2 separate regions of the Homo sapiens genome follow, and region 1 is linked to region 2. A link is an interaction called in ENCODE POLR2A ChIA-PET data of the cell type or tissue named here. Cell type or tissue: A673. All regions are shown on one strand. Each heading gives the region's core, and the rest is flanking DNA. Links, peaks and the distances in the headings are about the cores only.

What was found. Peaks named below come from ENCODE experiments on the same cell type or tissue, not always from the same donor. Only the 100,000 strongest peaks of a DNase experiment are listed, where the experiment ranks them.
Region 1: POLR2A ChIA-PET joins it to region 2 with 5 read pairs; 2 of 35 experiments call an interaction of 5 or more read pairs at or near these places.

Annotation. Positions count from the first base shown.
Region 1 is chr18:12,742,363-12,746,835 of GRCh38, forward strand. All of the region lies in intron 1 of LINC01882 (long intergenic non-protein coding RNA 1882), which reads right to left. Among named protein-coding and RNA genes, the nearest start is that of LINC01882, 4.8 kb to the right of the region's middle. In A673, for the core only: a CTCF peak has its summit at 1,965 (motif pointing right); DNase peaks (open chromatin) are centred at 1,979, 2,949 and 3,229; H3K27ac peaks cover 573 bases.
Region 2 is chr18:12,968,622-12,973,094 of GRCh38, forward strand. It overlaps SEH1L (SEH1 like nucleoporin), which reads left to right. Exons shown (of 9, transcript NM_001013437.2): 5 at 2,532-2,630. Among named protein-coding and RNA genes, the nearest start is that of CEP192, 21 kb to the right of the region's middle. In A673, for the core only: no CTCF peak of the experiment used is centred there; no DNase peak of the experiment used is centred there.

The DNA.
Region 1 (4,473 bases), core at 1,008-3,507, 230 kb before region 2:
CAGTGGCACAATCTTGGCTCACTGCAGCCTCCGCCTCCCAGGTTCAAGCAATTCTCCTGCCTCAGCCTCCCGCGTAGCTGGGATTATAGGCGTCTACCATCACACCAGCTAATTTTTGTATTTTTAGTAGAGACGGGTTTCACCATGTTGGCCAGGCTGGTCTTGAACTCCTGACCTCAAATGATCTGCCTGCCTCGGCCTCCCAAAGGGTTGGGATTTCAGGCGTGAGCCACCGTGCCCAGCTACAATAGATCTTTGAGTTGAGTAATACAAGCCCTGCTTCCTTTCCCCTAAAGAAGCTTGAGTCAAACCTACATTACTCATTAATGCATTAATGTGAGCACATTCTTTTGATATTGAGTCCATAAGAGAATATGTGCCTAGGAATTCACAGAAATCTAGCAGCTTGGACTTCCCCACACTGTAGAAATGGGGTTTGAGGAACTTCATTTCAGCACAGGTCAAGGGGCTCCAAATGAGTTTGGGTTATGCCACTATTAAGGAGATATTATTCACTATTATTCATTGCAAATATTGTTTACTACTTTTATTGTAATAACACACTAGTTTAGCTAAATTTTGGATAAGATAGACTTTTGAGAAGCACAACTTAAGAAGCACATTTAAAGCATTATGCCTATGGCATGATGTTTCAAGTTCTAAATAACCACATAATAGAAACACGCAATCCACAGAGAAATTGGGAACTTCCTACATATGATTTCATTAGTTATCTCAGTAATTAGTTTGGCAGATTTTGAGTAACCAAATTTTCATCTTTGCAATATATGTTTCTTTTCTTTTCTTTTCTTTTCTTTTTTTTTGAGACACAGTTTCACTCTGTTGCCCAAGTTGGAGTGCAGTGGCGTGATCTCGGGTCACTGCAACCTCCGTCCCCTGTGTTTAAGTGATTCTCGTCACTCAGCCTCCCAAGTAAGTAGCTGGGATTACAGGTGCCCTCCACCACTCCCAGCTAATTTTGGTATTTTTAGTAGAGACGGGGTTTTGCCATGTTGGCCAGGCTGGTCTCAAACTCCTGACCTCAAGTGATCTGCCTGCCTCGGCCTCCCAAATTGCTGGGATTACAGGTGGAGCCACTGTGCCCGCCCTGCAATATTTGTTTCTTAGGGAATAAACTCTTAACTAAATAACTGTTAAAAGCAGATAATGAGTATGTTAAAAATAATAATTGAAATGAGATTCTTTTCATTGAAAGAAAATACTTTTATGTTCTAATTTTTTACCAGACTTTAAACACTTTTTCTTGATAAATAGAATCAATTTCTAATTATAAGCCTGAGGCTGGTGTGGTGGCTCACACCTGTAATCCAGTACTTTGGAAGACCAAGGTGGGAGGATCGCTTGAGACCAGAAGTCCTAGACCAGCCTGGGCAACACGGTGAGACCTATCTCTACAAAAAGTAAAATGAAATTAAAAATTAGCTGGACATGGTTGTGCATGCCTGTAATCCTTAGCTACTTGGGAGGCTGAGATGGGAGGATCACTTGAGCCCAGGAGTTCAACGTTATAGCAAGACTCTGGCTCAAAAAAAGAAAGAGAGCAAGAGAGATGCATGCATGCTTATTATAAGATATTCAGAAAATATAGTTCAAAAGAATATATAAAAATAATACAAATATCACCCATAATCCTTATAGCCAGAGTTAAAAATTGTTAACCTTCTGGTGTGATACTACCCAAACTTTTGAAAATACATATATAAATGCATATATATGCATTTTAAAAAAATTACATAGAATTGTGTATGTTGCTTTTGAAAATTATTTAATTATATAAGTGATGAATACAGTCCCACTATAAACTGCTTCCTAGCTGGTCCTTCCTACCCTATGCCCCTCCTCCTGAGTGACCCATTTCCAGTTTGCTGAACGCTCTCTGACTTTTCTGTGAATCACAGTATGAAAGAATATGGCATGTCCAGCTTCCTATTAAACCTTCCAGTAGAGGGAACTGTTTGACTATCTTCTCTTTTGATGCATAAGTTCTATTTCTTTTTTCTTTATGAAAGTCTAAGCATTTTGTATGTTATTTCCACAATGCAGAACGGTATATCAGATTATAAAGTTAACTCTACTGAGTAGTTTCTAACCTAAATAAGATTTTTACATCTTATATTCCCTCTTCCACCTTTTCATTGGTTTTTGTTTTCTTTGACCTTGAGATGACATGGTTTTTAAAGGATATTGTATATTCGTAGGGAAAAAAATCATTACTGCTGGCAGAAATATAATTGTCTCTTTCCTTTGAGAAAAGGTAAATCAGGTAAAAGGAAATAAGAGGTGAGGACGAAGCTTAATTTATCTGGCAGCAATTCAATTTAAAATTCTAAACAGATTAAAACTATACTGAAACAAACAAAATGACCCTTTTTTTCTGACACGGAGTTTTGCTTTTGTTGCCCAGGCTGGAGTGCAAAGGCACGATCTTGGCTCACTGCAACCTCCACCTCCCAGGTTCAAGCGATTCTCCTGCCTCAGCCTCCTGAGTAGCTGGGATTACAGACACCCGCCACCAGGCCCGGCTAATTTTTGTATTTTTAGTAGAGATGGGGTTTCACCATGTTGGCCAGGCTGGTCTCGAACTCCTGACCTCAGGTGATCCACCCACCTTGGTTCCCCTCAAAGTGCCGTGATTACAGGCGTGAGCCACCGCACCCAGCCGACAATTTTTTTAAAGTTTCTTTGAATGGAGATGCTTTGTATTTAGATGCTCTGAAAATATTTGTTTTTCCAAGATAATAAATTCTGTGAATATAAGTATTTTCAATAATATTTTCTGTAAATTTTATATATGTATATATACTCTTTTTTAAAAAAAATTCCATAGCAGTTCTTAATTAAGAGAGCTCAGCAAAACCCGCCGGCATCTTCGGTCCATTGTGATGATGCAGTGGTGGTTTTGTTCTCACAGCTGTTAGCAATTTGCATATTAACTAAAATACCCTGAAATGGTGTAGTTAGGCAATGAAATATCCTAGTTATGAGAGTTTTCCAAATAACTGATACTCATTTAAATGCCAACACTTTTCATTTTTAACCACTGGAAGGAAATCTCTCTCAAGAGATTCAGCTTCTAAAGCAGGGGATATTGAAACCTATGTTTTGTTATTATTGACTGTGTTGTATTTTAATCCCTATGGGATTGTCTGTGTGCTCTTTGATCAGTTTTTCTCTCCCTAGCTGGCGAAGTGTGTTTGCACAGTGCCTGTATGTATCACTTGCTTAATGAATATGTGATGAATAAATGAATGACGATGACGAGACTGCTGCTCTCCAACTGTCATTTTGCATGTAGCAGCAGGTCCTGCTACTTGGCCATTCAAGCCCCGTATTCTCCCAGCTCCCCTCCCCTCCTGAGTCCCCCACCTCTTAGTTTGTCACATATAATCTGCTATGTGGAAAACCAAAATAGCCAAGTGTATTTATTAAAATTGTATTAAGAGTTAATGAAGAGTGGAGCTCAAAATGGGGACCTAAGAAACTTGGCCTTAGGAGCCTCTGTCAGCCATGACTGTTTCTAAAATAGATCATCCTTCTGAAGCAGACAGTCCAAGACTGGGCATTGCTTTTTGAAATGTGTGTGTAACTTATCTACAAGGATATCGTAAGCAAGGCATTAGGCTGGCTGTGATGGCTCACACCTGTAATCCCAGCACTTTGAGAGAGCCCAAGGTAGGAGGGTCATTTGAGCCCAGGAGTTCAAGGCCAGCCTGGGCAACATGACGAGACCCTGTCTCTACAAAAAATACAAAATATTCGCAAAGTGTGGTGGTGTACAACTGTAGTCCCAGCTACCCAGGAGGCTGAGGTGGGAGGATCACCTGAGCCTGGTGCCACTTCCAAGCATCTCCTGAATGTGACCATGTCTTATCATTGTCACTGTCGCCTGGTCTAAGCCACCATCATCTCTTATCAGAATTGTCTCCTGGCCCTGGCTCCCCTCTGGTCTCCTGTGGGGGACCTCGAAAGCTAGAGTTGCCTGGAAAGGAGGGGGTGATGGAGCCTGCAAATCTGGTCCCTGCAGGGTGGCCACTGGACAGACACAGGGTGAGGGGGGTGGAGAGAGACCCAGGGCCGCCAGCAGACACAGGAGGCTCGGGCCCTGCATTGCACGCCTGAATGTGGTCATTTGCTGCATAGTGTGGGATTTTTCAATGTATAAAGTGTCATCCTCAGTCAGACTGTCATTGCTTTAATTTCTTATAAAACGTGTGCTATGCATTTGAAGTGCACAAGACCATTTCCCGCTTAATACTGGGAAGACTGGGCTGGGCGGGTGGCTCACGCCTGTAATTCTAGCACTTTGGGAGGCCGAGGTGGGCGGATTGCTTGAGGCTAGGAGTTCGAGACCATCCTTGCTAAAACAGTGAAACCCCATCTCTACTAAAAATACAAAAAATTAGCTGGGTGTGGTGGCGGGCGCCTGTAATCCCAGCTACTCGGGAGGCTGAG
Region 2 (4,473 bases), core at 1,054-3,553:
ATCTGCTTCCTGACTTCCTGGAAACCCTCCAAATTTCTTGATTTCTAATGGCACTCTTTCTAGATTTCTAGCCCTGTACGATAATATTCTTTCATCATTTCAGTGGGCTTTTGGAGGGAGGCGGAGATCCAGGTGATCTGTCTACACTATTCAGTCAGAAAGCTGGATGGTTTTTCTCACTGTTTAGCTGTGACTCATACTTAGAAAGTGGTTTAAATGTGAATATCTTAGTTCTGGTTGTACAATTGAGGTAATCCTCAATTCAGGTTGCTGTCTGGACATTTCATGACTGGATTTAAAAATATTTTTAAGGCCAGGTGGGGTGGCTCACGTAATTCCAGCACTTTGAAAGGCTGAGGCGGGCAGATCACCTAAGGTCGGGAGTTCGAGACCAGTCTGACCAACATGGAGAAAACCCTTCTCTACTAAAAATACAAAATTAGCTGGGTTTGGTGGCACATGCCTGTAATGCTAGCTACTCAGGAGGCTGAGGCAGGAGAATCATTGAACCTGGGAGGTAGAGGTTGCGGTGAGCTGAAATCACGCCATTGCACTCCACCCTGGGCATCAAGAGCAAAACTCTGTACCCGCCCCCCCCCCCCCCCCCACCTCACCAAAAAGAAAAAACAACAAAGAATTTTTAAAATCTCACATTTTTTTAGCTGGGTGTGGTGGTGCACACCTGGAATCCCAGCTACTTGGGAGGAGGATTGCTTGAGCCCAGAAGTTCAAGTCCAGCCTGGGCAACATAGTGAGACTCCAGTCTCAATTAAAAAAAAAAATCTTGGCCAGGCATGGTTGTTTACGCCTGTAATCCCAGCACTTTGGGAGGCCGAGGTGGGCGGATCATGAGGTCAGGAGATCAAGACCATCCTGGCCAACATGGTGAAACCTCATCTTTACTAAAGATACAAAAATTAGCTGGGCGTGGTGGCGCGTGCCTGTAATCCCAGCCACTTGGGAGGCCGAGGCACGAGAATCGCTTGAATCCAGGAGATGGAGGTTGCAGTAAACCAAGATCATGCCACTGCACTCCAGCCTGGCGACAGAGTGAGACTCCATCTCAAAAAAAAAAAAAAAATCAAAACCAAGTATTTGTAGAACACTGAAAAAGGAAGTTTGTGGCCAGGTGTGGTGGTTCACGCCTGTAATCCCAGCTACTCAGGAGACTGAGACAGGAGAATCACTTGAACCCAGGAGGTGGAGGTTGCAGTGATCAGAGATCGCCACTGCACTCCAGCCTGGGTGACAGAGCAAGGCTCTGTCTCAAAAAAACAGGAAAAAAACGCAAAAGGAAGTTTGTGAGACACAGAAATTGCTGTGGAATTTACATCTATTTGAATGGCCAAAAATTATTATAAATAACTTATAATTTTATTTTATTACTGTAGCATTTTGTAGTTTGCCTGGTACTTTTCTTAATTAGATAATTTGATCTAATTACCTGAAGCTTTAGTAATAAAGAACTAATTTTTTTTGTCAGTTACCACATTTTGTTTTTAGCTTTAAGAGGTTAGTAGTGCACAATACTGAGGCTAAAGGTTAAGCAAGGGTGCCAGGTTTACAGAGATATTAATTAATCTGGATGAGGGAGGCAAAGGAAATTATGTTAATTAGGCATAGAAATTAAAAAGTCATTCAGCTTATAGTTCAGGAGAGCCATTCTTTCATTGCTCATCTTTTGCCTTTTTCAAAATGAGGTTGACCACAGATGAGTCTAGGGAGGGGAATGACGTGGGGATCGTGACTTCTGCAGGGGTAGTCTTTTCCACTTTTCCCCTGTCCATCTGTTTTTTCTTCTTCTTTTCTTTTTTTCTGAAAGAGACTCTCACTCTGTTGCCCAGGCTAGAGTGCAGTGGCACGATCATAGCTCACTGCAGCCTCCAACTCCTGGGCGCAAGTGATCCTCCTGCCTCAGCTCCTGAGTAGCTGAGACAAACGGCACATGCCACCACACCAGGCTAATTAAACAAATTTTTTTTTTGTAGAGATAGAGTCTTATTATGTGGCCCAGGTTCTTCTTGAACTCCTGGCCTCAAATGATCCTCTCTCCTGAGTCTCTCAAAATGCTGGGATTACAGGCATGAGCCACCCTGCCGCAGTGTTTCTTCTTTTTGTCAAAGCACTTAAGATCTTTTTGTCATGAAGTTAGTCACAGTAGGGTTACTTTTTGTTTCATAGTTAATGACCAAAAATTTCAGGAGGAAAAATTACTAAGACCTCTTAAGTATCTTTTAAAAATATGTTGAATGCTTGAAAGCTTTTTTCAGGCAAAGAGCTCCTTTCTATCTGAGCCATAAGAATATGCTAAAAACAGTTCATAAGGATGGAATCTTCAGTTCCCATGTGTGACATTCTCAGGTGCATACTTGCAGTGTGGCCATGTCAGCTATGTGGCAGAGACCTAGATTCACTAGTAGTGTGACAGGCTAACTGTAAGCTGGTTGTCTGCTTGCCTCCAGTGTGTTCATTCTGTGAATGAAATGTGTATTTCTTTTGTTATCTAAAATGTTCTTTCTCCCCGTTTCTAGCTCTCGTGCTCATTCCCCCATGATCGCCGTAGGAAGTGATGACAGTAGCCCCAACGCAATGGCCAAGGTTCAGATTTTTGAATATAATGAAAACACCAGGTCAGTCCTGCTTTGGTTTTAATAATTGTTCAGAATTGCATTTAATTTTTTAAAATGTTATTTCTTTATTCATTTACAGAATTATGTGTCATTCATCATATGTTTGCTGATTTACTATAATATACCAAGTTCTGTGCTAGGCTGTGATAGCACAGGCATGAGTGATAAAGAGGAGAAAGTAGACCAGCCTGGCCAATATGGTGAAACCCCGTCTCTACTAAAAGTACAAAAAATTAGCTGGGTGTGGTGGCAGGTGCCTGTAATCCCAGCTACTCGGGAGGCTGAGGCAGGAGAATCGCTTGAACCCAGGAGGCGGAGGTTGCAGTGAGCTGAGATTGCGCTATTGCACTCCAGGCTGGGCAACAAGAGCGAAACCCTGCCTCAAAAAAAAAAAGAGGAGAAGGTAATTGATCTCCCAGTATGATGTACCATCTTGCAGTGAAACAAAAAATAATAGTAAAAAAGGGTGATGAATCTTATGAAGTGGAAGAATTAGGGTGCTAAAGAGCTTATACCTGGGGAACCTAATCTGGTTTAGGGGCTAGGAAGGTTCACCTAGAAGATGACCTATAGGGTGAGTAGAAGTTAGCCAGACAAAGAGGGCAGAAGCACTCCTGGTGGAGAAAACTGCATGTGGTAAGGCCGTGAGCAAGAGAGAGGGAGTATATTTATACTGTTGTTGGAACATGCTGGGCAAAAATGAGTGTGGAGAGAAATAGGCAAGACTTGTATCTATAAGAAGTAATGTCCATTGTTTCAGTTTTATCTTACAGGTGATGTGAATAGGGAATAATGGGATCAGATGGATCTTCTATAGGTGTGACAAGTGTTTTGGAGGGAAACATGGTGGATTCACGGCTAGGATGCTATGAAGACAGTCCAGGTGGGAGAGTACGTGGCTTTGGGATAGTAGTAGCAGTGGCATGGAGATAAGTGGACAACTTGAGAATAATTGAGAAGTGGTATCAATAGGATCTGGTGATTGATTGGATTTGAGAACTGAACTGAGGAAGAAGGGGGAAGGTGTTAAGATGATTTCCAAGGTTCTGGCTTAAGAGTTCAGTGTGTAATTTCAATGTGTGTAATTTCTTGAGATAAGGAACTCTGGGAACAAGGCAGATTTGGGTAGAGTGTGGCAGCATGTGAAGGTAAGTTAATTTTGGTCATGCCGAGATACAAGTGTCTGCAAAGCTTCTGAGAGCCAAAAGCAGTGTCTCAGAGGCACACTACTCAGTCTTACAGGAGAAGAGAGCACTTGTCAGGTGATCAGATGGGCTTCGCAGGTACTAGACAAAATTCTTGAGTCTAATAGTCAGATCTTAGGCAGGGCCAGCAGTAGAGAAGGAACTAGTGTTACTCCCGTGGGCTCTGCAATTCCAAATGTTACCATCTGGGTTACCAAGGGGATCTTACACCTTCTACCTTCCTAGATTGTTGGTGTCTGCAGAGAGGCTCAGTCTTCAACAGTGCTGTCCAGTAGAATGTGCTGCAGTGATGGGAAATGGTCTTAGAGATTTTCATGGAGTTTTAAGCTGTAAAAACTATGAGCCCTATTAATAGCACATTTTATAGAGGCTTCATGAAGTGTTGGGCTTGTTAAAGTAAATTTCAACCTGAGCTGAGCAGAATGAATATGTAGACATAAGCCCAAAAACGTAAAAGGTGTATCATTGGCCACGCGAGGTGACTTATGCCTGCCATCTCAGCACTTTGGGAGGCTGAGGTGGGTGGATCACTTGAGTCTAGGAATTCAAGACCAGCCTGGACAACATGGTGAAACCCTTTCGCTACAAAAAGTACAAAAATTAGCTGTGGGGATGATGGCGCATGCCTGTAGTTCCAG